Regions from separate parts of the Homo sapiens genome. Here regions 2 and 3 are each linked to region 1. Evidence: read pairs that join two places in POLR2A ChIA-PET (ENCODE). Cell type or tissue: PC-9. All regions are shown on one strand. Each heading gives the region's core, and the rest is flanking DNA. Links, peaks and the distances in the headings are about the cores only.

Region 1 (7,857 bases), core at 1,519-5,518:
ACAATGAACTATACACTGTTCTCATCAGTTTACAGGTAAGATAAAGACTCAATGAGTACAAATAATCTACCTCGGGTACACTACCAATAGAGCCCAATTCACATTCCGGTCACCGGCTGCATCCTCAGCTCTTTTTTTTTTCTCTTACTGAAATACACAGATTCACTTCAGCTCAGCGTTTACTGAGCATCTGCCATAGGCGCAGCCTGTGCTTGGAGCTGGGATTTAAACAGCTCCAGTCCCTGGCCTGCACAGAAAGTGAAGGCCAGTGGGGACAGGCATGTAAGCCCGTAGCAGCAGCACACCCGGCCACAGCGGCCAAGTGCAGCAAGTACTCACAGAATTCCAGGCGATGCCAAGAGGCTTCAGAGGGGCCAACCTGTGAGCCAGAACTTGAAGGACCAACGGATTCCCCAGATGGACAAGAACAGAATGGTGTATACCAAGCAAGATAAAGTGTATGGAAGTGACAGAGGCCAGCAACAATGGGCACACCACAGGGCAAGGCCCAGGACACAGCAGGGCTGAACTGGCACCCTGAAGGGGGCTTAGTGTCTGCCTGTGAAGGGCCTCAGGTCCCACACCAAAGATTTTGGAATCTATCCCAAAGAGATGCCAAAGAGAGAGTTCAAAGGCAAATCAAGGCCGGGCACAGTGGTTCACGCCTGTAATCCCAGCACTTTGGGAGGCCAAGGTGGGTGGATCACATGAGGTCAGGAGTTCAACACAAGCCTGGCCAACATGGTGAAACCTCGTCTCTGCAAAAAATACAAAAATTAGCCGGGTGTGGTGGCATGCACCTGCAGTCCCAGCTACTCAGGAGGCTGAGGCAGGAGAATCGCTTGAACCCAGGAGGCAGAGGTTGCAGTGAGCCAAGATTGCACTCCAGCCTCGGCAACAGAGCGAGACTCTGTCTCAAAAAAAAAAAGGCAAATCAAGGGGGACTGACATTAACAAGATTAAATAGCTAAAAATAATAATAACTTATGGCAGTTAAGAAAATAGTGCCCAATTAATTAAACTGGTTAATTCTCACTAACACACATATACAGAATGAAAACTGACGAATGTATGTACCAATGTACCAATGTACCAGGTAAAAAAAAGCTTTTTTTTTTTTTTTTTTTTTTTTTAGAGACAAAGTCTCACTCTGTCACCCAGGCTGGAGTGCAGTGGTACGATTTCGGCTCAACGCAACCTCAGCCTCCTGGGTTCAAGCTATTCTCCTGCCTCAGCCTCCAAGTAGCTGGGATTACGGGCTCCTGCCACCACACCCGGCTAATTTTTGTATTTTTAGTAGAGACAGGGTTTCACCATGTTGGCTAGGTTGGTCTGGAACTCCTGACCTCAGGTGATCCGCCTGCCTGGGCCTCCCAAAGTGCTGGGATTATCAGTGTGAGCCATCGCGCCCAGCCAGAAAGCAATATTTTTAACCTAAAAATTGTGGGTTTGAGATTAATGCAGCAGAAGAGTCTGACTTCCTTAAAGAATATTTTCAAAAACCCCCACATACCCTTTCTTAGGCGTGTTCTTTAGGGCGTAAGTCTAGTTAAAAGCAGCTCTATGGAAAGCATAACTGACTCTTAACTTCTGCCCTCCCCTGGGATCTCAGGGACCTGCCAGAGGAAACTCCATTTGTCCCCCTCCTTTTACACCTACCTAAATGCCACTCTGTCTCTCACGGCAATGTCTAAGGGCATCTATTTTAGCAGTGGTTTAAAGGGCAACACTGCCTTCAGTCCCAGGTGACAACACAAGGAAATACCATGGGAGGGGGTAAGGGAAGCGAAGAAGCACCAGTTCTTTAAGGTTACTTGGTCAAAGCAAAGCTGTTCAGTAATTCTACCTCTAAGCTCCCGGCCCCTAACCTCATGCCCCACCCCCATCACTCCCACTGTTGATTAGGGTAGTTCATGTTGACTTTTGAAGCCTCCAGGATAAAAAGTGACTATTACACAGCACCTCCGGTGGGTCTGAAGCTAGGCTCACCCGGAAGGACCAGAAGCAAGTAAGCGTGAGGGACCATGGCCAGGCCCGGCTCACTCCTGCTGTCCCAGCATAGTCACTAGTGTCCTCTTCCACTCTCAAAAGTGTTCCCTTTGGAACTAGATCTTGGCTAGTGTGGACTCACCTTTCAGTTAGAAAAGCACCAAGCAGGCAGTTCAGCCCTGGCCTGGCACGTCCCCTCACTACTGACCCCTCTTCAGATACAGAAGTATCGTTATGGACACCTGTGCATGCTTCCCTCCCAGCGTCCCCCACGCGTGCTGCAGCTTTCAGTGTCGCCCGTGGACACTGTCCAGGATCATTTGCACTTAGAGGTGGGGCTTTCAAATGTGCTTTATAGTGAACCAGAGTGGGAAAAGCCTAAAGAGGACACCCAAGTTTTATTACAACTTTCACAAAATCCACTTGAAACATAGCCAGATATTTATTCCAAACTTAAAAATATCACACATTACCAGCTACAACCCAGTACGCATTTTACTATTTTGTCTTGCAGCATTACAACACCACCATCTGATAAGGTGCCACAATAAAATACAATAAAACACACACACATCCACAAACACAACTCCTGTGTTGACCCAGGGCTTTAAGACACAGCTCTTCAGCAGAATCTCTTGGGATTTAGAAGGCACAGCTTGTCATCCCATTACTCATAGCTCCACTGTTTACAGTACAGGTGTGGAGCAGATAAAGGAAGTTCTACAGACCCTGCCCTCCCAGGCTTCAAACAGTCCTCACCTAACAACCAAAGGGAGAAGACCACATCGTCTTTTCCCTTAGACACATTTTATTTAACAAAACAAGTACTATTTATCCCAAATCTCACTGGTTCTTTCAATCCGATCTCTAATGTCTTTACTTTTTAGTATCAGATTCTTTCTGGATATTTGTGGAATTCCCAGAAGTTCTGACCAACTGTTATTTTGATACAGGAAGTAGACACAATCACCAAGTATGAAGTGGAATCTACCAAGAAACACCCAAGGCGGAACTCTAACGAAAGCAAAGATTGGAGGAGAACTTCTTTGGTTTAAAAACACTGAGTTACCTTAATATCTCTCTCTCTTCTCGCTCTTTCTCTCTCTCTCCTCTCTCTCACTCTCTGACACACACACACATACACACACACACACCCGAGAGAGCCTCAGCTTCCTAACCACTAAGAGACTATGCAGTCTTTCTCCTGAAAACAGTAAGATAAAAACCAGAGTCTAGGTTGGTCCTTAACTCCTCCCCAAAAGGCTCAGTAAACTATCCTCACAGGATTTCACATACTAATGAAAAGAGATACCTAAAACTCCACTCCATATACCCCAAGCCGCATCAGTCCCGGCCGGGGGCTGCGGCTTTGACTCACCGTCCTCCTCTTCGGTTTTAAGGACCATCTTGTTTCCTTACAGCGGGACACGAAAAGTCCGTTCTGTGCTTCCAGGAGAGCGGTAACTTACTGGGAGCCAAGTTTTCCTGTGGGGTCTGACTGGGAGGGGCCGGGGATACCTGTGAAGCTGTCCAGCCACTAGGGCAGCTCAGAGCTGCTTCCTGAACAGACAGGCAATGGCTGGCTGCACGCCTGGGCCAATCAACCTCCAGCCTCCAAAGAAGCGGCACTCCCAGTCAGTGCCACCACCCAGTTCCTGAAGTCGAGCTCAAGCACCTTCCGAGTGTGTTAACCATCTGCTTCCCTGAAAGCAATCTTACACTGGAGTCAAACTAGTTTAGTAGCCACACTTCTAGTCTTTTCTCAAACTCAACCAAAGTCATAGCCAGGACTCACTGCTGTTTTTCTCTTCACTTTCAAGTACAGTTGTCCCTTGGTATCCAAGGGGGACTGGTGCCAGGAACTCCGATGGACACCAAAACCCACGGATGCTTGAGTCCTTAATTATTTGCACATAAGCTACACAAATCCACTCATATACTTTAAATCATCTCTAGATTACTTCTAATACCAAATACAATGTAACTGCTATGTAAACAGCTGTTATGCTATATTGTTTAAAGAAAATGAAAAGAAAAAAGTCTGTATGTATTCAGTACAGGTGTGACCTTTTTTTATTTTCCAAATATTTTCCATCCACAATAGGTTAAATCCATGGATGGGGAGCCCATGGAAAGCCGACTACATTTTCTTAAAATGGAATCATTAAAATCCCTGGTCCCCTCACAATGAGATAATAGCCCATTTCCCAAGAGCATGACTAAGAGATCGTAATCATTACAGCATGTTATGAGGTCACAGGCTAAAAGCAGAAAGCAGATATTAGAGGCAAAAAAAAAAAAAAAATCCAAGGGCCAAACTCCCAATCTAAGTTCAGTTTCATCTCCATTATGATTTCTAATATGCTGCACCCAAAGATTCTTGCCTGCACAGTCCTATCATGTTCATGACACATATTCATTGTTGAAGATTAGAAAATAGTAACAAGGAAAAAAAACACCTTAATCCTATCACCAAGAGATAGCCATTGGTGACATTTTGGTAGACATTTTCCAGACTTTTGTTATAAGTATTATATATATTCTCTCTCTCTTCTATAGATACACACACACACACACACACACACACGATATTTTATATGTCGTTTTATAGCTACTTATTTTTACTTATAACATTTTTTCATGACTGTAAATGGACATCTATCACATTTATTATTCTTCTCAGTCTAGACATAATATTTAACCAGTCCCATATTGTAAGACTTCTAAGTGATTTCCAATTCTTCTACGTATCTCAATACACGTGTGCACACGTTTCGGCACATCTCTTTAATTATCTCCATAGAAAAAAATTCTCACAAGTAGAACTGCTGGATCCAGACATAGCTTCCCACCTCATCATCGTAATAGATAACATTTATTGCATGCTTACTCTGTGCCTAGCTTGATGTGACCTAACTCATCTAATCCTGAAAACATCCCATGGGGTGAGTGTCCTCGCCATCCCCAGATCACAGATGAGGATGCTAGCACCCAGAGACGTTGCATGGCTTGCCAAAGCACGAGACCTGGCTGCAGAGCCCATCCTCCGCACCCTGCTCTCTGCTGGACTCCCAAACCCCTCTCCTATTAGTCTTCATTGTAAATGCAAACACCTGCAGCAGCTTTGCAGGAAGTGCTAGACTTTGGCCAAGTCTCACTGGGGAGCTGGGAACACACACATCTACAGCAAGACAACGGGGCGCTGTCTCCAGTCAGACTCTGAAGGTGCTGACATGACTCCAGGGCAAAGACTTCATCACATTCTCTTCTTTCTTGCCTAATAACAGTTGAATAAATACATATGCATATATTTAAAAAAAAAAAACACTTTGTTTTGTAGAGGCAATTAATATAAACCCAACGTGTCACCTTTTGGTTTAGTATGTCAAAATCACAGTTGTAAGTCCCAGCCTGCACCATTTCAAAACCTATGTTTAATGATTCCCAAACAGCATTTCTATCTTCTGGTATCAGGTCTGATTCACAGCCAGTGATCCCAACTTGTAAGAGGGCAGGTCACTTCTATTTTCTCCCTACTGTCAAATGGTATAGCGTTTCTCTGGAATAGACACCCAAAGGCAGAAAAGCTGGTCATGAGGCCTGAGTACTTAAAGCTTTCACAGATGCTGCCAAAGTGCTTGCCACGTCCCTGATGGGACCAAACTTAACTTCTGCCAGTCAGACAGTGGGAAACGGTTTCTCGTTGTTGTTGGTCATTTGCACTGACCTGATTACTGATGATGCTGATTATCTTTTCGTAAGTTTGAGGTATTTCCTCTTTCATGAATTGCTTTTTCAAAGCCTTTGCCCACCTTTCTATTGCTTATCATTTTTTAAATGATTTGTAGATTACAAATCCTTTGTATGAAATGTTACAAATATTTTGTCATAACCAGTCACTTGTTTTTAAAAAGTTTTTACAAAGATAGTTGTATCTTTTGTCTTATCTGTTTCGTTCAACATTCACTGAGCACATTAAGTGCCAGCCACTAGTGAGACATCAGAGGACTAAAGAGACAAAATGCCTGCCCTCGTGGCGTCTCCACTCTAACGAGATGGGAAAGGTGGGGAAACAAGTAAGTAAAATATGCAGTATGTCAGAAAATAAGTACTGTGGAGTGGGGGAAGTGGAAGTGCAGTCAGGGAAGGCCTCTGCTGAGAAGGGCCAGGAGGCTACTGTGGCTGGAGCAGGAAGAACAGTGTAGGGAGGAGTGGAAGATATGGTCGCAGAGGTGAGGAGGGTGGTAGGCGAACTGCATGGGGCCTTGGCAGCTATTTTAAGGACTCTGGTTTCCATTCTGGGTGAGATGCATAGCTGCTGCCAGGGTTCTGAGCAACAGAGCATTTTGTGGCTTCCTTTGTAACAAGACCACTCTGGCTGTGGGGAAGAACAGACTGGAGACAGCCAGCACAGGAGCTGGAGACCAGTTGGGGGGCTGCTATAGTCATCCAGGTGAGACGGGTTGGCGGCTTACTTGATAAAAGTGGCCATATTCTTGCTATATTTACTTTCAGGGTACAGCCAAGGATGTCCCAATGGAGTCCACGTGAGGTGTAAAAGAGAGAAGTCAAGGGTGACTCCGAGCTTTCTGGCCTGGCAAGTGAAAGAATGGAGCTGCTATCTTTTCTTTTTTTTTTCTGAGACTGAGTCTCGCTCTGTTGCCCAGGCTGAAGCGCAGTGGCGCGATCTCGGCTCACTGCAACCTCTGCCTACTGGGTTCAAGCAATTCTCCTGCCTCAGCCTCCCGAGTGGCTGGGATTACAGGTGCCTGCCACCATGCTGAGCTAATTTTTGTATTTTTAGTAGAGGCGGGGTTTCACCATGTTGGCCAGGCTGGTCTCGAACTCCTAACCTCAAATGATCCACCCACCTTGGCCTCCCAAAGTGCTGAGATTACAGGCGTGAGCCATTGCACCAGGCCTGGAGCTGCTATCTTCTGATATGCTGCCAACCAGGTCCCCCATCTCCACTCCCCACAGCCTCTGCCTTAAAGGCCCCATCATTCCTTCCACCCACCCATGGCCTCACAGGTCCCCTGCTCCTCCAGACCTTTTGACTTTGAGCTTCTGCTCCCACTATTCAATGCCTCATTCTTGTTATACTTCCAGTTCACATTCTCAAAAGAGGGACTCTGACTGGCTCGTTTAATAGCCATCATCCCTATTGGGCACAGCAGGCCACCTCATAGGCTCCTGGCCAGGCAGCGTCCCTTAAAGCTGGAAGCATGGCAAGGCATACCTGGCTCAACACCACACTGTCATCTCTAGTACAACAATTACCACTGTTTGTTAAAAAAGGAAATAATGAATCTCATGTCTCCAATTCCTTAAAATAGACATTTAACCACTGCATCACCAAATTGTATGTTTCACTCACTCATAAGTGACCATATAATTTATCATCCATATTGAGATATTTTTGAGATTGCAAATGGGTACTATTAATAATTACATCAGGCAGTCAGCATAAACTGGGATTGTCTCTGGGAAACTAAAACATATAATAACCCAACTCATGAGGCATATCTATAACATCAATCCCAAACAGAGTGTTAGATTACTACGTATTTATTTAAATGGAAGCTTTTAAAAAGTTTCAAAGTACACTTTAAAATAACTAAAAAAATAATGGCACATTACAAAACCAGAACAATAATCTAGGGCCTCAGAGCAGTGTCTGAACAAATGATATCGGAAACATACAGGAGCTAGCACAGGCCCTATGAAAAGCAATAAATCAACAAAGTAGAAGAAAACACTCGTTCGTCATTCACATTAAAAAGCACACATTAGGCCATTTTGATGCAAGTGTTGTTGATTCAAGACATTTTATATTTTTAATTAATAAATCCCTTAAATAGATTTTAG
Region 2 (7,857 bases), core at 2,222-6,221, 70 kb before region 1:
AACTGGCTTTACTTGCAGACAATATGATCGTCTATGTAGAAAATCGCAAGAAATATGCAAAAAAGCGATTAGAACTAATAAATGAATTTAACAAGGTTGCAAGATATAAAATCAATTAAAAATCAATCAAAAAATCAATCATATATGTATATACTAGTAACAAACAAATAGCTATTAAACTTTTAAAGTAATGGTATTTATAGGCTGGGCGCAGTGGCTTATGCCTGTAATCCCAGCACTTTGGGAGGCCGAGGCAGGCGGATCACTTGAGGTCAGGAGTTTGAGACAAGCCTGGCCAACATGGTGAAACCCCGTCTCTACTAAAAATACAAAAATTAGCCAGGCATGGTGGCAGGTATCTGTAATCCCATCTGAGGCAGGAGAATCGCTTGAACCCGGGAGGTGGAGGTTGCAATGAGCCGAGATTGCACCACTGCACTCTAGCCTGGGTGGCAGAGCAAGATTCTGTCTCGAAAAAAAAAAAAAAAAAAAAAAAAGTAAAAGTATTTATAATTTATAATAGCATCGAAATGGATGAGAAACTTAGGGACAAATTTAACAAAATATGTGCAAGACCTATAAGGTAAAAACTGTAAAACATTACTGAGGGAAATTAAAGAAGACCTAAATAAACGAAGAAATAAGCCCTGTTTATGTATGCATCAGAAGCTGCAATATTGTTAGATGTCAGTTCTCCCATGATTGATCTAGAGATTTAATGTATTCCCAATCAAAATTCCATCAAGCATTTTATGGAAATTGATAAGTTGACTTTAAATTTATATGAAAATGAAAAAGACTTAAAATGGGCAAAATGATTTTGAAAAATTGGAGGACTTTTTACTATCTCTGACTGCCAAACTTGCTATAAAGCTACAACAATCAAGGCAATATGGTATTGGCATAAGTATAGACAGAGATGGATGAAACAGAGCAGAGGGTCCATACAGCCAGTATGGAGAAAGGCATGGAGGTTCCTCAAAAAACTAAAAATACAGCTACCATATGATCCAGCAATCCCACTGCTGAGTCTGTACCCCAAAGAAAGGAAATCAGTAGATCAAAGAGATACCTGCCCTTACATGTTGGTTGCAGCTCTGTCCACAATAGCCAAAATTTGGAAGCAATCTAAGTGTCCATCAACAGATGAATGGATAAAGAAAATTTGCAGATTTTCTGGGTCTTTCTTCTAGATATGGTGAGAACTTTGCTCCTTCTAGCTTTCTGTATCCTAAGTGGAAGCCAGAACACATATTCTATTTATTTTTTAAAATTAGAAGGAGGCTGGGTGCGGTGGCCCACGCCTGTAATCCCAGCACTTTGGGAGGCCAAGGCAGGCGGATCACCTGAAGTCAGGAGTTCGAGACCAGCCTGGTCAACATGGCGAAACCCCGTCTCTACTAAAAATACAAAAATTAGCCAGGCGTGGTGGCAGATGCCTGTAATCCCAGCTACTCGGGAGGCTGAGGCAGGAGAATCGCTTGAACCCGGGAGGCAGAGGTTGCAGTGCACTGGTATTTCAGGAAGGTGCCCCCTCAAGTCTCCATGGTATCCCTTGGGCCCTGAACAGGGGGCTAATTTGTCTGCACCTTGAGTGAGGCCAATGGGCTCGGGCTGTGATGTGTGATGTCTGCTGTCACCGACGGTGCCCAGCACAATGTGAGAACTTAGTGGTCTCCACCCCTTTTCCTGTGACCGAAAGGGTGCACCAGATGCTATGGAGCAGACACACACAAGTTACCCTTGAACAAGGCAGCGTGCAGAGTTCAGAAACCAGTAGCACAAGCATGGGGCGGGGGCGCTGCTCTAAGACATCATCAGCATGAATGGGCGAATACCTGACAGGTGTGAGTGGATTCGGTTCGGTGTGAGTTAATAGCATTGCGTCACACAAGCACCTGAACAAAGCTGATGACATCGGGGGGCTCTCGGGTGAAGGAAGCTGGGGTCCCGGTTTTAGGGGAATTCCTCCTCCAGGAGCCCTCCTGGCGTCTCTCTTTGCCACCCAGCCCCAGCTTAGGATGGAGGGCCCTAGGCTGGGTTCCTAAGGCCCCGGGTGATTCCCTGAGGCGGCCATCATCCACATACATGCACGCTTGTCTGCCTGTGGACGGTGTAAAGCCCCTCGAACCCTCCCACGGGCCGTCCTTATCTCTGTACCCACGGGGCTGGTGTGCACTAGAGCAGTGTTCCACCAATAAATGAGAAGGCGCTTTGAAGAATGAGCAGGCGCTCACCTGGCTGGGAGAGGGGTGGGCGAGACCCATGGCTGGGAATGAGCAGGGCTAAGGCAGCAGCATTCCAGGTCCCCTCAGTCCCATGGCTGGAGCAGGGCTGTCGGGGGAGGCTGCAGGAGATGGAATGGGGAGGCCAAAAGGGACTCCAGCCTGGGAGGTGCAGTCTCCCCCTCTAAGGAGTTTGGGGCTACCCCATTGTCAGGAAGGTGTTTTGAGGGGTTTCCAGGAGGTGGCTGGTGGGACACAATCACATTATCTGAGCCCTGAAAAGACCAGGCAACACCATGGGAAACTGGCTGGAGGGAAACCAGTGTGGAGCCTACTGTGGTCCCGGGGCGGGAGACCAGATCCTCTCTGGGTGTTCGTGGCTGTCCGTGGTGTCCAAGGCACCAGGGACAAGGCTACGCAAGGGGCACCTCTAGCTCATGGCGGATAGTTCCGACGCTGCAGCCGTCAGACGTGTTAAATCACACAGGGCATGAACCGGGAAACATGAAATCCACCCTCAGCTTCAATTGCTCCAATAATTATTTGTTAGCTCAGAAGTTCAAGACATTTGGAACAGGTCCAACAATGATGTCAACTTAGTTCCCATCTCTGAATCTGTGGTGGAGAAACCTGGACACTGGAAACAGGGTGGGTTTGGGGATCCGGCTGACCTGGGGCCCAATTCTGACTTCCCTGTTTCTGCGAGCCCCTGGATACGTACGTTTCTAAATGTCTCTGAACCTCGGTTTTCCTGTCTTTATCATTCGTGCATTCATTCATGACATTGTCATTTATTCAACAAATACGTACTGAGCACCTACTATCTATCAGGCACCGTTCCAAGTACAGGGAATATAGGTGTGAAAAAAAGCTCCTGCCCTCACTGATTTTACATCCTGGGACAGGGAGACAGAGGAATAAGTCATGAGGTGCCACTGGGCAGGGAAGGGGCTGGGGAGAGCTGCGGGCGGCTGTGATCGTGGTAGCAATGAGCCCTAGCAGCACTGCTTTCATCTCGGGGCTGCTATGAGGACTGAGTTAGAGAATGGGTGTTAGAAGAGGGCTGGCACCTGCCGGGGCCCAGCATCTCATCCTGCACCAGCCTGGTGGGAAGGCTTGATTCCCTTCAAGTATCAACAGCCATGGAAGCTAAATCTCGACCAGACCTCGCAAGGAGATTTAAAAGGAGAAAAGAAAAAAGGCATCATTCTGAATAATTATTCCTCAAAGCCGTCCCTGTGGCGTGCTGATAACCTATCGGGTCACATGTGGCAGTTTACTTTAAAGGCAAAGGGGTTTCCAAATGAACCTGCCCGGGCGGGGAAGCTCTTGTGGTTCCTGGCGGCATCCTGTCCCTCAGTAGAGAATCTTATCACGACTTCCTCAGGCTGTTGACATTCTGATTAGTGTGCAGTCCACAGACATCAAAAAGGACAAGGATGGATTCTGAAACCAGGAAGTTTTACTGACTGTCTTGCTCACAGACATTTTAGCCTGTATGTTGTCATCTGCAGTCAGTGACTGTAACCTCTGTATTGTACCGTCCAGTGAAAAGGACAGCTCCAATGTGAGGAGTCCCCCTCTACACTCTCCTCTAAAAGGCTTCCAGCTTGGAGCAGGCCCCAGGACACGCCCACCTTTGTTGGCATGTCTGCCGGGGTTCATCCTCACTTCCGGTTTCCAGTAAACCAGATCACAGTATTTCTGCCTCAGCTACTCTCTGCCTATGGGGTAACCCTGCTCTGCCAGAGCAGTCAAAAAAGAAAAAACATTGGGAAAAAAAAAAGGAAGAATATTATTTCTGCCTCAACAGTCTTGATTTCGGTCAGCAGGAGGCTGCGGTGGGATAGCTGGGAGCACATTTGGGGTGGTGTCAAGTGTCACCATGGAGGGGAGGTTGAGCTTGATCCTCTAGATGTGACACTGGCCGCTGGTCTGGGAGTGAGGGTGGAGAGACAGGCTGGTGCCTTGATTAGCGCCAGCAGCTCGCTGCTGCACTCAGGCCGGAGCTGCCAGAGACAGCCCTCAAGGACTCATTGTTGGTTGAGCAACGCAGAGAGTATGTGTGGCCCCAGGGCAGCCGGGCCCCAGGGCCAGGTTACTTAGGGGTGTATGTCTGCTGCCTGAACCCTGAAGGCCAGGTGGTTAGCCCAGGCCATGTTGCCCAGCTGTATTCATTCCTTTTCACTCTGCTGGTAAAAACATACCTGAGGCTGGGCATTTACAAAAGAAAGAGGTTTAATTGGACTCACAGTTCCACGTGGCTGGAGAGGCCTCACCTTCATGGCAGAAGGCAAGGAGGAGCAAGTCACACCTTACGTGGATGGCGGCAGGCAAAGAGAGAGCTTGCGCAGGGAAACTCCCATTTTTTAAAACCATCAGATCTGGTGAGACCCATTCATTATCATGAGAATAGCACGGGGAAGACCCGTCCCCACACTTCAGTCATTTCCCACCGGGTCCCTTCCACAACACGTGGGAATTATGGGAGCTACAAGATGCGTTTGGGTGTGGACACAGAGCACAGCCAAGAGCAGGTGTCCCTGAGAACCCAAACATCCTGGGGAGGCCCCGAGCACTGGGGCTCCCTGCCCCACCCAGGGCAGGACGTGAGCAGGACCTTTTGACATGGAGGCAGAGAAACACTTCCCAAGAACCTCAGAGGGTGGGCTTGGGAGGGGTGGCCAAAGCTCCTCCCCCCAGGCCACCGCTTCATGCGTGGAGTTTGTATCCTGCAGCTTTGCCAAATCCACTTATTACCTCCCCGTTTTTTTGTGTGTGTGTAGAATCTTTAGGGTTTTACATATATATATGTGTGTGTGGGGGGTGTGTGTGTGGGGGTGTGTGTGTGTATATATGTGTGTGTGTGTGTGTGTGTGTGTGTGTGTGTGTATATGTAAAATCATGGCATGGCAAACAGAGATCATTTTACTTTTTCCTTTCCAACTTGGAGACCTTCTTTTTCTTGCCTAATTGCCCTGGCTAGAACATCCAGGACCATGTTGAGGAGAAGTGGCAAAAGCAGGCATCCTTGTCTTGATCCTGATCTTAGAGGAAAAGCTTCCAATCTCTCTCCGTTGAGTATGAGGTTGGCTGTGGTGTTTTCATAGATGGCCTTGTACTGTGACAGGTCCTCCACCAGGTTACTTAAGGGCATATGTCTGCTGCCTGAACCCTGAAGGCCACATGGTGAGTCCACGCCACGGTGCCCAGCCAAGGAGTAGGTGTCCCTGAGAACCCACACAGCCCAGAGAGGATCTGAGAACCCGCCAAGGAAAAGTCCCATGGCACACACACACAGTAGGCAAAGAGCCAGAAAATCAGCGTAAAAGCAGCCTAGAGATGGGGGCGGCGTGGATCTCTCGAGCTGTCCTGCTGCTGTCCGGCAGTGCCCTGTGTGCGGGTCCCCATCAACTCTGCTACTCACCAGGCTGGACTTGCCCCAGTCCTTCTTTGGGGCCTGGGAAGGAGGGGACGATACTGTCTCAAGTGTGTCCCGCAGTAGGCCTTGCTTGTGTTGAAAGGGTTCCTTCTGCGCCTGCCCCGTTGGGTGTATTTCCTGGTGGAGTTTCATTTCGTCCAATGCTTTTCCTGCATCGATGGAGATGATCACCCCGTTTTCTCCTTCATTCTGTTAACGGTGTAGATCACACTGGTAGATGTTTGTGGGTTTGTGGCAGGCCAGGCTCACTAACGCAGGCCTCCATAACAACTGTTTCAGCACTGACCACGTGGTGAAGTTAAATATTAAAAGCCGGCCGGGCACGGTGGCTCACGCCTGTAATCCTAGCACTTAGAAGGCCGAGGCGGGCGGTTCACGAGGTCAAGAGATCGAGACCACCCTGGCCAACATGCTGAAACCCCGTCTGTACTAAAAATACAAAAATTAGCTGGGCATGGTGCCACGTACCTGTATTCCCAGCTACTTGGGAGGCTGAGGCAGGAGAATCACTTGAACCCGGGAGGTGGAGGTTGCAGTGAGCCAAGATCATGCCACTGCGCTCCAGCCTGGCGACAGAGTGAGACTCCATCTCAAAAAAAATTAAAACAAAAATAAAAGCTGAGAGAGCTGGCCCCCTTATACAAAGGCTGGGATGTAACAAAAGCCTGCCAAGAGTTTTGCCCAGGCCTTTCCTGGGCCTTAAAGCATGAAAAATAACAAAGGAATTCTTAACATGACCCGTTTAGGACTAAACAAGTTTTACTGAGGCCATGAACCACAAGCCCTTCCCCAGGTGGACCATTGGGAAGCCACATGTGACCAGTAGGTGGTCACTCATCTTTCTGCAGAGCTCCCAATGTGACCAGCCAGCTCCCCACCTGCCGGCCATTATAAGAGTCATCCTCTTCTTGACACCTCCAGAAGAGAACCTGGATTTCCAGCCCAAGTCTGTCCTTGTCGGCTGCCCAGGCCCAACACTTAGGACTCATCCTGATTTCTCCTTCTCCCTCCATTTCTACCTCCAAGTTCTGCTGCCCCTCCCTCGAAGGCACATCATGAATTTTTAATTGTCCCCTACACCTCTCTCACGGTTGTCCCAGTACAATCCCCATCACCCCCAACTGAGTCATGTCACAGCCTCGTGCTGGCACTGTCCTCCCCCAACAATTCTCCCTCCAGCAGCCAGAGTCCCTCTCCAGCCCCCAAGCTCCACGCCACCTCAGACGTCCCCTACCATGGCCCTGGTCCCGCTCCATCTGGCCCCTGCTGACCTCTCCTCTGCATCCCCTGCCACCCCAGGCCTTAGCCAGCCCATCCCAGCAATTCCTTCAGGATCCCTCCACCCCACCACTAGCTACCCTACTCTAAGCGGCGCCCCGGGCCCTTGCCTGGTGGCCTCCTCTTCAGCTCAGCAACCTCTTCTCAGTGGGGCCTTCCCTCATCAGCCCGTTCAAGTTACCTCCTCCGCTTGCTCTTTCCAATAGCCGCCCACCTGTTTGCTCCTGGGGTTAGCCCCCCACACCCCGGGATCACTTCACTCAATTTTCTCATGTCTGCTCTACCCAGACTCTGAGCGCCAGACACGGGTTCTCACTGCTCCCAGTCTCCACCTTTGGCGGCCACAGCCTTTCTGCCGACCTAGCATCCATTCTCCACCCTCTGCTTGCCGGCGTCCGGCCCACGGTACCCCAACTGTGTCTGCAGGATGTGTGCCCAGCCCCAGTGAGGCATCAAATGGGCCTAAGCGGAGGATTGGCTGAGAGGTGGAGACGAGACCCAGGGTGATGCTGAAACGTAAGGACACGTCTGCAGGGAATCCGGGGAAAGACACTTCCTCCTTGATGAAGGGAGGCAAGCATGGGGGGCCCTGGCTGCCCCTCGCTCCCTGCTCCTCCTTCTGAGTGCCACTGTGTGAGGATATGGTATCCCCTCCTTCTAACTGTGCCACGACCGGGTCAATATGAGTGTTCCAGGAGAGCGGAGGAGGAGGAAAGCTCCGGGTTACATCCCAGGGCAGCCGAACAACCTGGAGCGCACATTTGGGACTTCCTGTTCTTATTTGTGTCCTCATGAGTCATGTCCCCACTAGGTGAGCTCTCTGTGACGTGCAGCCTCACGCGCACTGACAGGCATGAAGCCCAGCGCTGGGCGCATGGGACCTGCTCCATCAGGTTAGAAGCAGGGAACAAA
Region 3 (7,857 bases), core at 2,222-6,221, 130 kb after region 1:
TAAGGGCTGTGTCTTAACCCTTTTGTTTCCACAGTTCCCTGCACATAGTAATTGCTCAATAAGTTTACTGATGAGACACACCCGTGCTTGTTCTAATGATATGCTTCACATTCTGCCTTTTCCTGCCATCTTCTCTTTTGGCCTTTTACCACCAATTCTGGCTTCCTCAGGAGGTAAGCAATGGCAGGAAGAAGAGATGAAGTGAAAATTGTATTTTTTCTTTTTTTTTTTTTTGGAGACGGAGTCTTGCTCTGTCACCGAGGCTGGAGTGCAGCGGTGCCATCTCGACTCACTGGAACCTCTGCCTCCCAGGTTCAAGCATTCTCCTGCCTTAGCCTCCCAAAAAATTGGGATTACAGGTATGCGCCACCACCCATGGCTAATCTTTGTATTTTTTAGTAGAGACACGGTTTCACCATGTTGGCTGGGCTGGTCTTGAACTCCTGACTTCAAGTGATCCACTGCGCCCAGCCAAAAAATTGTATCTTTTCAATGGTCCTAGTTATTGGGCTAACATGAACGTGGCTGTCATGTATAAATGTGAAGAGAGGACCGCCTCTGGTCTGATTAAGACTTGGTTGGGTGTACACACCGTGAGCATCTGCAGCGATGTTCTACTTATGTCTGTCTCCGAGAAAAGCGAGGCATGAGTCTGGGTTACAGAAAACCGGGAATTAAAATTTGTAACGAAGGGTTGTATGTTTATTTTTCCTTTTGGAGAAGAGGAATGTAGAAGAAAATTACAGGGCCAACTCTGTATGAGTCTCCTGGTGCCCGACTCGACACGTGAGACTGAGTCATCGGTCCAGGAGGAGGTGGCCCGCTCAGGCCATGCGGTCACTCACTGGCCACAGCCAGCCAGAGCTGAGTGGTTCACTGTGCCCTGTGATTTCTGGTTAGCCCCTGGATAAAGGGTCTATCCTGACTCGAGGCAAACTGGATCTAGGTTCCTGCCTCGGGAAATAAATGCCAGATTCAATGTGGAGTCATCTGACCAAGGCTGGGAAAGAAGTCAGATGAGAGAGGTTCCTCTCGCCATGAGGTGAGTCAGCCACTGTGGCCATTAACAGCTTCACCCCTGCTCCCCCTCCCAGGGAGAGGAGGATGAAGTAATGCAGCCTCATTGGTGGAGAAGATACACAGCCAGCTGGCCACTGGGCAGGTCTCACAATCTTTGTTGATTTTTAGAAACAGGAAGTCCATGTGCAGATTTGTTACATGGGTATATTGTGTGTCCCTGAGGTTTGGCATATGAACGGATCCATCGCCCAGGTAGTGGGCATAGCGCCCAATAGGTAGAATTTTTTCAGCCCTTATCCTGCTTCCTCCCTCCCACCTCCTTGTATTCCCCAGTGTCTCTTGTTCACATTTTTATGACCATGTGTACCCAATGTTTAGCTCCCACTTTTAAGTGAGAACATGTGGTATTTGGTTTTCTGTTTTTGCACTAGTTCCCTTAGGATAATGGTTTCCAGCTGCACTCATGTGGCTGCAAAGGACATGATTTCCCTCCTTTTCACGGCTGCGTAGTATTCCGTAGTATATATACACCACATTTCTTTATCCAAGTCACCATTGATGAGCACTTGGGTTGATTCTGTGTCTTTGCTATTGCAGATAGTGCGGTAATGAACATACGGGCGCAGTGCCGTTGAACGATTTATTTTCCTTTGGGTATACACCCAGCAGTGGGATTGCTGGGTCAAATGCTAGTTGCTTTCTCAGTTCTTTGAGAAATCTACAAAGTGTGCCCCACAGTGGGTGAACTCGTTTACATTCCCACCAACAGCGCATAAGCGTTCCTAAGCGTTCCCTTTACTCCATAGCCTTGCCAACATTGGTTTATTTTTATTTTTTATTTATTTTTTTTGGGTGGGGGGACAGTCTTGCTCTGTCGCCCAGGCTAGAGTGCAGTGGCACAATCTTGGCTCACTGCAACTTCCGCCTCCCGGGTTCAAGTGATTCTCCTGCCCCAGCCTCCCAAGTAGCTGGGACTGCAGGCGCCCGCCACCATGCCTGGCTAATTTTTTGTATTTTTAGTAGAGACGGGATTTCACTGTGTTAGCCAGGATGGTCTCAATCTCCTGACCTCATGATCCACTCGCCTCAGCCTCTCAAAGTGCTGGGATCACAGGCGTCAGCCACTGCGCTGGGCTGTTTTTAACTTTTTAACTAAAGCTCTTCAAAATCTTTCAATGTCAGCTTTCTACCGAGGATCCCGCCACAGGTCCAGGGAGCAATGCCCTTTCAGCAGAGCCTTCACGCTCATTCTGCTACAGGCTACCCTAGCCCTCCTTAGACCTTCAGTATGACTCTCTGTATCGACTCACCAGCTTTTCATGCAGTGCTGTGCTGCGTGTATGGGTCACTGTCATCTCCAGTGTAAGACATAAAATTATCAGCTACCCTTGAGTGGGGCCTGACCAAGATAACCAGCATCTCTGTGATCATCATTTCTGGTCTCCTACTCCCACTTTCATCCTCTCAACAACCCCTCGTGGGGCAGATACTACTGTCATCATCCCCCATGTACGGATCGGCATGGGAGGCACAGACAGGTAAAGTTACTTGGCCAAGGACATTAACGAGTCAGGTGTCAGAGCACACATTCGAACTCGAGCAGGTGTTTTCAGAGCCTTCACTCGGGCATCTCATTGTATTTCTTCACATCTTTTCATGACACTTAGTCGTTATCTTTTTCTCTTCTAAAACAGAGACAGGGTCCCGCCCTGCCACCTGGGCTAGAGTGCAGTGGTGCAGTCCTAGCTCACTGCAGCCTCAAATGCCTGAGCTCAAGAGATCTTCCTGCCTCAGCCTCCCAAGTAGCTAGGACTACAGGTGCACATGACCACACCCAGCTCATCTCTTCTTTCCTTCCTTCCTTCCTTCTTCTTCCCTCCCTCCTTTCTTCCCTGCCTCTCTCCCTCTCTCCCTGACTCCCTTCACTCCCTCCCTCCTTCCCTTCCTCCCTTCCTCCATGCCTCCCTCCCCCTTCCTCCCTCCCTTCCTTCCTTCCTTCCTTCCTCCCTTCCTGTTTTGTAGAGATAGGGTCTTGCTATATCGTCCAGGCTGATCTTGAACTCCTAACCTGAAGCCATCCTCCTGCCTCAGCCTCCCAAAATGCTAGGATTACAGGTGTGAGCCACTATGGTCAGCCCATTTCCTTATTTTCTTTATGCAATAAACTGTTTGCACTTGGCACCTTTAGTTCTGTGTCCTCATCAAAACCTCGTGCCTCCTCCTTGAGATACTAAGTAGTATCTGAGTTAAAAAGTTAATGGAAATGTTAACAATTTGAAAACATATATAGAATTCAACTTAGAAGAGTATTACATATTTTGGAAACTTTAAAATGTATGCACATAAAAAGAAATAAAATCTACCAGCCGGGTGCAGTGGTTCAAGCCTGTAATCTCAGCACTTTGGGAAGCCAAGGCAGGCGGATCACCTGAGGTCAGGAGTTCAAGACCAGCCTGACCAACATGATGAAACCCCGTCTCTACTAAAAAAATACAAAAATTAGCTGGGCGTGGTGGTGCATGCCTGTAACCTCAGCTACTCAGGAGGCTGAGGCAGGAAAATTGCTTGAACCTGGGGGGCGGAAGTTGCAGTGAGCCAAGATCGCGCCACTGCACTCCAGCCTGGGCTTTGTTGCCTCCGTCTCATAAATAAATAAAATAAAATAAAATCTGACCCATGCTACAACATGGATGAACTTGAGGACATTATGCTAAGTGCAATGCTTCAGCTATGGAAGGAGGTATGACTCTACCTGTACGAGGTGTCTAGAATGGGCAAATTCATGGAGACGAAGTAGAAAGGTGGTTGTCAGGGGCTGGGCAAACAGAGGAACAGGGAATTATTGGTTAATGGGGAGAGAGTTTCAGTTTGGGATGATGAAAAACTTCTAGAAATAGATAGTGATAGTTACACAACACTGTGAATGTACTTAATGCCGCCCAGGTGCGGTGGCTCACACCTGTAATCCCAGCACTTTGGGAGGCCGAGGTGGGCGGATCACCTGAGGTCAGGAGTTCGAGACCAGCCTGGCCAACACAGAGAAATCCCGTCTCTACTAAAAATACAAAATTAGCCAGGCGTGGTGGCACATGCCTGTAATCCCTGCTACTCGGAAGGCTGAGGCAGGAGAATCACTTGAACCCGGGAGGCAGAGGTTGTGGTGAGTTGAGACCACGCCATTGCACTCCAGCCTGGGCAACAAGACAGAAACTCTGTCTCAAAAAAAAAAAAAAAAAATTAGCTGGGCGTGGTGTTGGGCACCTGTAATCCCAGCTACTTGGGAGGCTGAGGCAGGAGAACTGCTTGAACCCGGGAGGCAGAGATTGCAGTGACCCGAGATTGTGCCACTGCACTCCAGCCTGGGCAACAGAGAGAGACTCCATCTCGAACAAAAACAAAAACAAACAGAGAGCTTCAGCATGGGCGAGGATTCAGCTGGGTATGTTTGGACACCGGTGCTGGCTCAGACCAAGGTCACTTTTGCACCCAAGAGTCCTTCCGCAGCGCTGCAGTTTGGCCAGAAAGCCCCTAGAGGGCAGTGTGACGAAACTGAGCTGGGACGGCTGGGACTTACTTTAAAGGCTGTTCCCTGTGGATAGGAACAAACAGGATGCAGAAAACTGGAAGTAAGTTCCCTGCACCACGGGGGATTCTGTCTCCTTTCTTGTCTCTCCAGATTTTATTTTTCTGATGACAAACGTAATAAATGCCATAATTTTAAAGGTTTAATACAGGAAAGAACTGAAAAGGAGACACAGCAGATGCTGACACGCTGGGAAATTTCCTCCCGTGCTCTGTTCTGTGCACAGCTGCAGCAGCCCCCGAATGCCACACTGCAGACCATGCCTCTGCCACGCGCCACCGTGCGTGCTGTGCGGCCACCCCAGCTCTCCTGCCTCCTCTGTGTTTTTTTTGAGGGCATTAGTTAGCTGGTAAGATCTTTGCACCACAGGTGGTTTTTGTCCCTCTACCCTTCTCCATTTGATTTTTTTTTTCTTATTGTAAAAATCATAGATAATACTGGGCGTGTAAAATGGTGCAGCTGCTTTGGAAAACGGTCTGCCAGCTCCTCAAATGGTTAAACCTAAAGTCACCCAACCCCTCCCCACCCCCGACCCCACCAATTCCACTGCCAGGGATACACCCAGGAAAAATGAGAACAGGTCCCTGCAAAATCTCACACACCAATGTTCATTGCAGTATTTGTCACAATGGCCAAACGGTGGCAACAACCCAAATGCACATCAAATGATGACCGGATAAACAAAACGTGGTCTATCCATACAGTGGAATACTCAGTCATAGAAAGGAATGAAATTCTGATACACACTGTAACATGGATGACCCTTGGAAACACGAAAGAAGCCGGTTACACAGGGTCACACGTATGATTCCGTTCCCAGGAAAGCCCAGCATAGAGAAATCTATAGAGACGGGAAGTATACCAGTGGCTGCTTAGGGCTGGGGGAGGGGGAGGGGAGTCAGGAGGGTAATAGCTCAAGAATACAGGATTTCTTTTTGACTGTAGTGATGGTTGCAGAACTCTGTGACATACTAAAACCACTGAATTGTAGGCCGGGCGCGGTGGCTCACGCCTGTAATCCCAGCACTTTGGAAGGCCTAGGCGGGCAGATCACCTGAAGTCAGGAGTTCAAGACCAGCCTGGCCAACATGGTGAAACCCCGTATCTACTAAAAATACAAAAATTAGCCAGGTATGGGGGCACACATCTGTAATCCCAGCTACTTGGGTGGCTGAGGCACGAGAATTGCCCAGGAGGCAGAGGTTGCTGTGAGCCAAGATCACACCACTGCATTCCAGCCTGGGCAACAGAGGGAGACTCTGTCTTGGAATGAGAATAAGAAAAGTGCTCATAATAAAACATTTTAGGAAGTCCAGAAATGCATCTTAAAAGGGGGGGAAGTCTCCTATTATCCCCAAGGAGAGGGATAGAAGTCTTGATGACCGAGATACCCAGCAAAGCAGGAGCTGTGAGCATGTTAAGGAAGGGAGGGAAGATCTTACCCAAGGGGAGATAACAGGAGTCTTCCCTGCCCAACTCACAGCCCTGCATCTTCCTCCCTGCAATGACCTCCTCCCCATCCATAGGCAAGGACACCACCTTCTTCCAGCAGCAAGTCTGTCTAGACCCTTGGACCTGTGAGAGTCTCTCTTCCTTTTGTACCTTCTTTTTTTTTTTTTTTTTTTGAGATGGAGTCTCACTCTGTCGCCCAGACTGGAGTGCAGTGGCACGATCTCGGCTCACTACAAGTTCCGCCTCCCGGGTTCACGCCATTCTCCTGCCTCAGCCTCTTGAGTAGCTGGGACTACAGGCGCCCGCCACCACGCCCGGCTAATTTTTTTTTTGTATTTTCAGTGGAAACGGGGTTTCACTGTGTTAGCCAGGATGGTCTCAATCTCCTGACCTCATGATCTGCCCGTCTCGGCCTCCCAAAGTGCTAGGATTACAGGCGTGAGCCACCTCGCCCGGCCCCTTTTGCACCTTCTAAGCATTCACTTACTATTCACAATTCTCCACAAGCAAAATCTATTTTCTTTCTTTTCCAGTCTCCCCATTCGGAACATCTGTGTGCTCCATGATGACCAGAGCCAAGGATCTCACCGTGGGAATCTCCCATTGTCTCTAACACGGGGCTGGGCACCTAACAGGTGCTCACTAAGCACACATTGATTTTTAGAAGGGAAAAAAGTACATGTCACCTAAACCAGAAGAAAATCCCCCAATCATGGATATTTGGATTTGGAGTATATGTTTATGATTACAGTTGCCTTTTGGAACAAACTATAGTACCAGGCTAGGGGAATTGTCTTGTCTCTTCTTTCTTTTCTCTTTTTTTTTTGTGAGATGGGGTCTTGCTCAGTCACCCAGGCTGGAGTACAGTGGCGTGATCTCAGCTTGCTGCAATCTCTGCCTCCTGGGTTCAAATGATTCTCATGCCTCAGCCTCCTGAGTAGCTGGGACTACAGGCACTTGCCACCACGCCCAGCTAATTTTTGTATTTTTAGTACAGACAGGGTTTTACCATGTTGGCAAGGCTGGTCTTGAACTCCTGACCTCAAGCAATCCGCCCGCCTCAGCCTCCTACATTGCTGGGATTACAGCCATGAGCCACTGCACCAGGCCTTGTCTATTCTTTTTTTCTTAAGTTTGTGATCAGATTCCTACTTCCCCAGGGAGGAGGGGAATAATGTTCCTTAACTGGCTGAGTCAGTGCCATGCTAGACTGCGGCTGCCGGCCACATGTGGCTGTTTACATTTATACTAAAATTACTTGAAATGAAATAAAATTTAAAATGCAGCTCCTCGGCTGCACTAGCCATATCTCGGGTGCTCATGAGCCACAAGGCTGGGGGCTGCTGGACTGGATGGTGCAGAGACCGCTTCCATCACTGCAGAAAGCTCTTTGAGCCCAGTGGTTCTCAAGCAGGGGCAATCTACCCCACCTCCCCTGGGCACATGTGGCAATGTCCAGAGACCCCGCGACTGGAGCGGGTGCTGTGGCATGTAGAGGGTGGGGGCCAGGGATGCAGCTGAATATCCTATAATGCATAAGGTAGGCCCCCACAACAAAGAATGGTCCATCCCCAAATGTTAATAGTGCTGAGATTGAGAATCCTGTCCTGGCCTCCTGTGGTTCAGCCTAGCTGGGCAAGCAGAGGAGGCCGTAGAAGGAAGTAAGGGAAAATAATTTTACTTAGGAATAAAAATATAGGCTGGGCACAGTGGCTCACGCCTATAATCCCAGTACTTTGGGAGGCTGAGGCAGGAGGATTGCTTGAGCCTCGGAGTTCAAGACCAGCCTGGGCAACATGGTG

What was found. Peaks named below come from ENCODE experiments on the same cell type or tissue, not always from the same donor. Only the 100,000 strongest peaks of a DNase experiment are listed, where the experiment ranks them.
Region 2: POLR2A ChIA-PET joins it to region 1 with 5 read pairs; 3 of 35 experiments call an interaction of 5 or more read pairs at or near these places.
Region 3: POLR2A ChIA-PET joins it to region 1 with 8 read pairs; 1 of 35 experiments calls an interaction of 5 or more read pairs at or near these places.

The regions. Positions count from the first base shown.
Region 1 is chr17:78,733,325-78,741,181 of GRCh38, forward strand. The region is part of intron 1 of CYTH1 (cytohesin 1); the gene reads right to left. Among named protein-coding and RNA genes, the nearest start is that of CYTH1, 45 kb to the right of the region's middle. RefSeq lists enhancers at 503-562, 6,330-6,619. In PC-9, for the core only: no CTCF peak of the experiment used is centred there; DNase peaks (open chromatin) are centred at 2,667, 3,587 and 4,187; H3K4me3 peaks cover 2,638 bases; H3K27ac peaks cover 3,205 bases.
Region 2 is chr17:78,662,518-78,670,374 of GRCh38, forward strand. No RefSeq gene overlaps it. Among named protein-coding and RNA genes, the nearest start is that of SCAT1, 34 kb to the left of the region's middle. RefSeq lists enhancers at 3,765-4,376, 4,377-4,987, 4,988-5,598, 5,599-6,208. In PC-9, for the core only: no CTCF peak of the experiment used is centred there; no DNase peak of the experiment used is centred there.
Region 3 is chr17:78,861,386-78,869,242 of GRCh38, forward strand. All of the region lies in intron 3 of TIMP2 (TIMP metallopeptidase inhibitor 2), which reads right to left. LOC124904068 (a long non-coding RNA gene) reads left to right here and starts at 840. Exons shown (of 2, transcript XR_007065924.1): 1 at 840-1,042; 2 at 6,589-6,845. RefSeq lists an enhancer at 922-1,216 and a silencer at 2,568-2,768. In PC-9, for the core only: CTCF peaks have their summits at 4,520 (motif pointing right) and 4,722; a DNase peak (open chromatin) is centred at 4,576.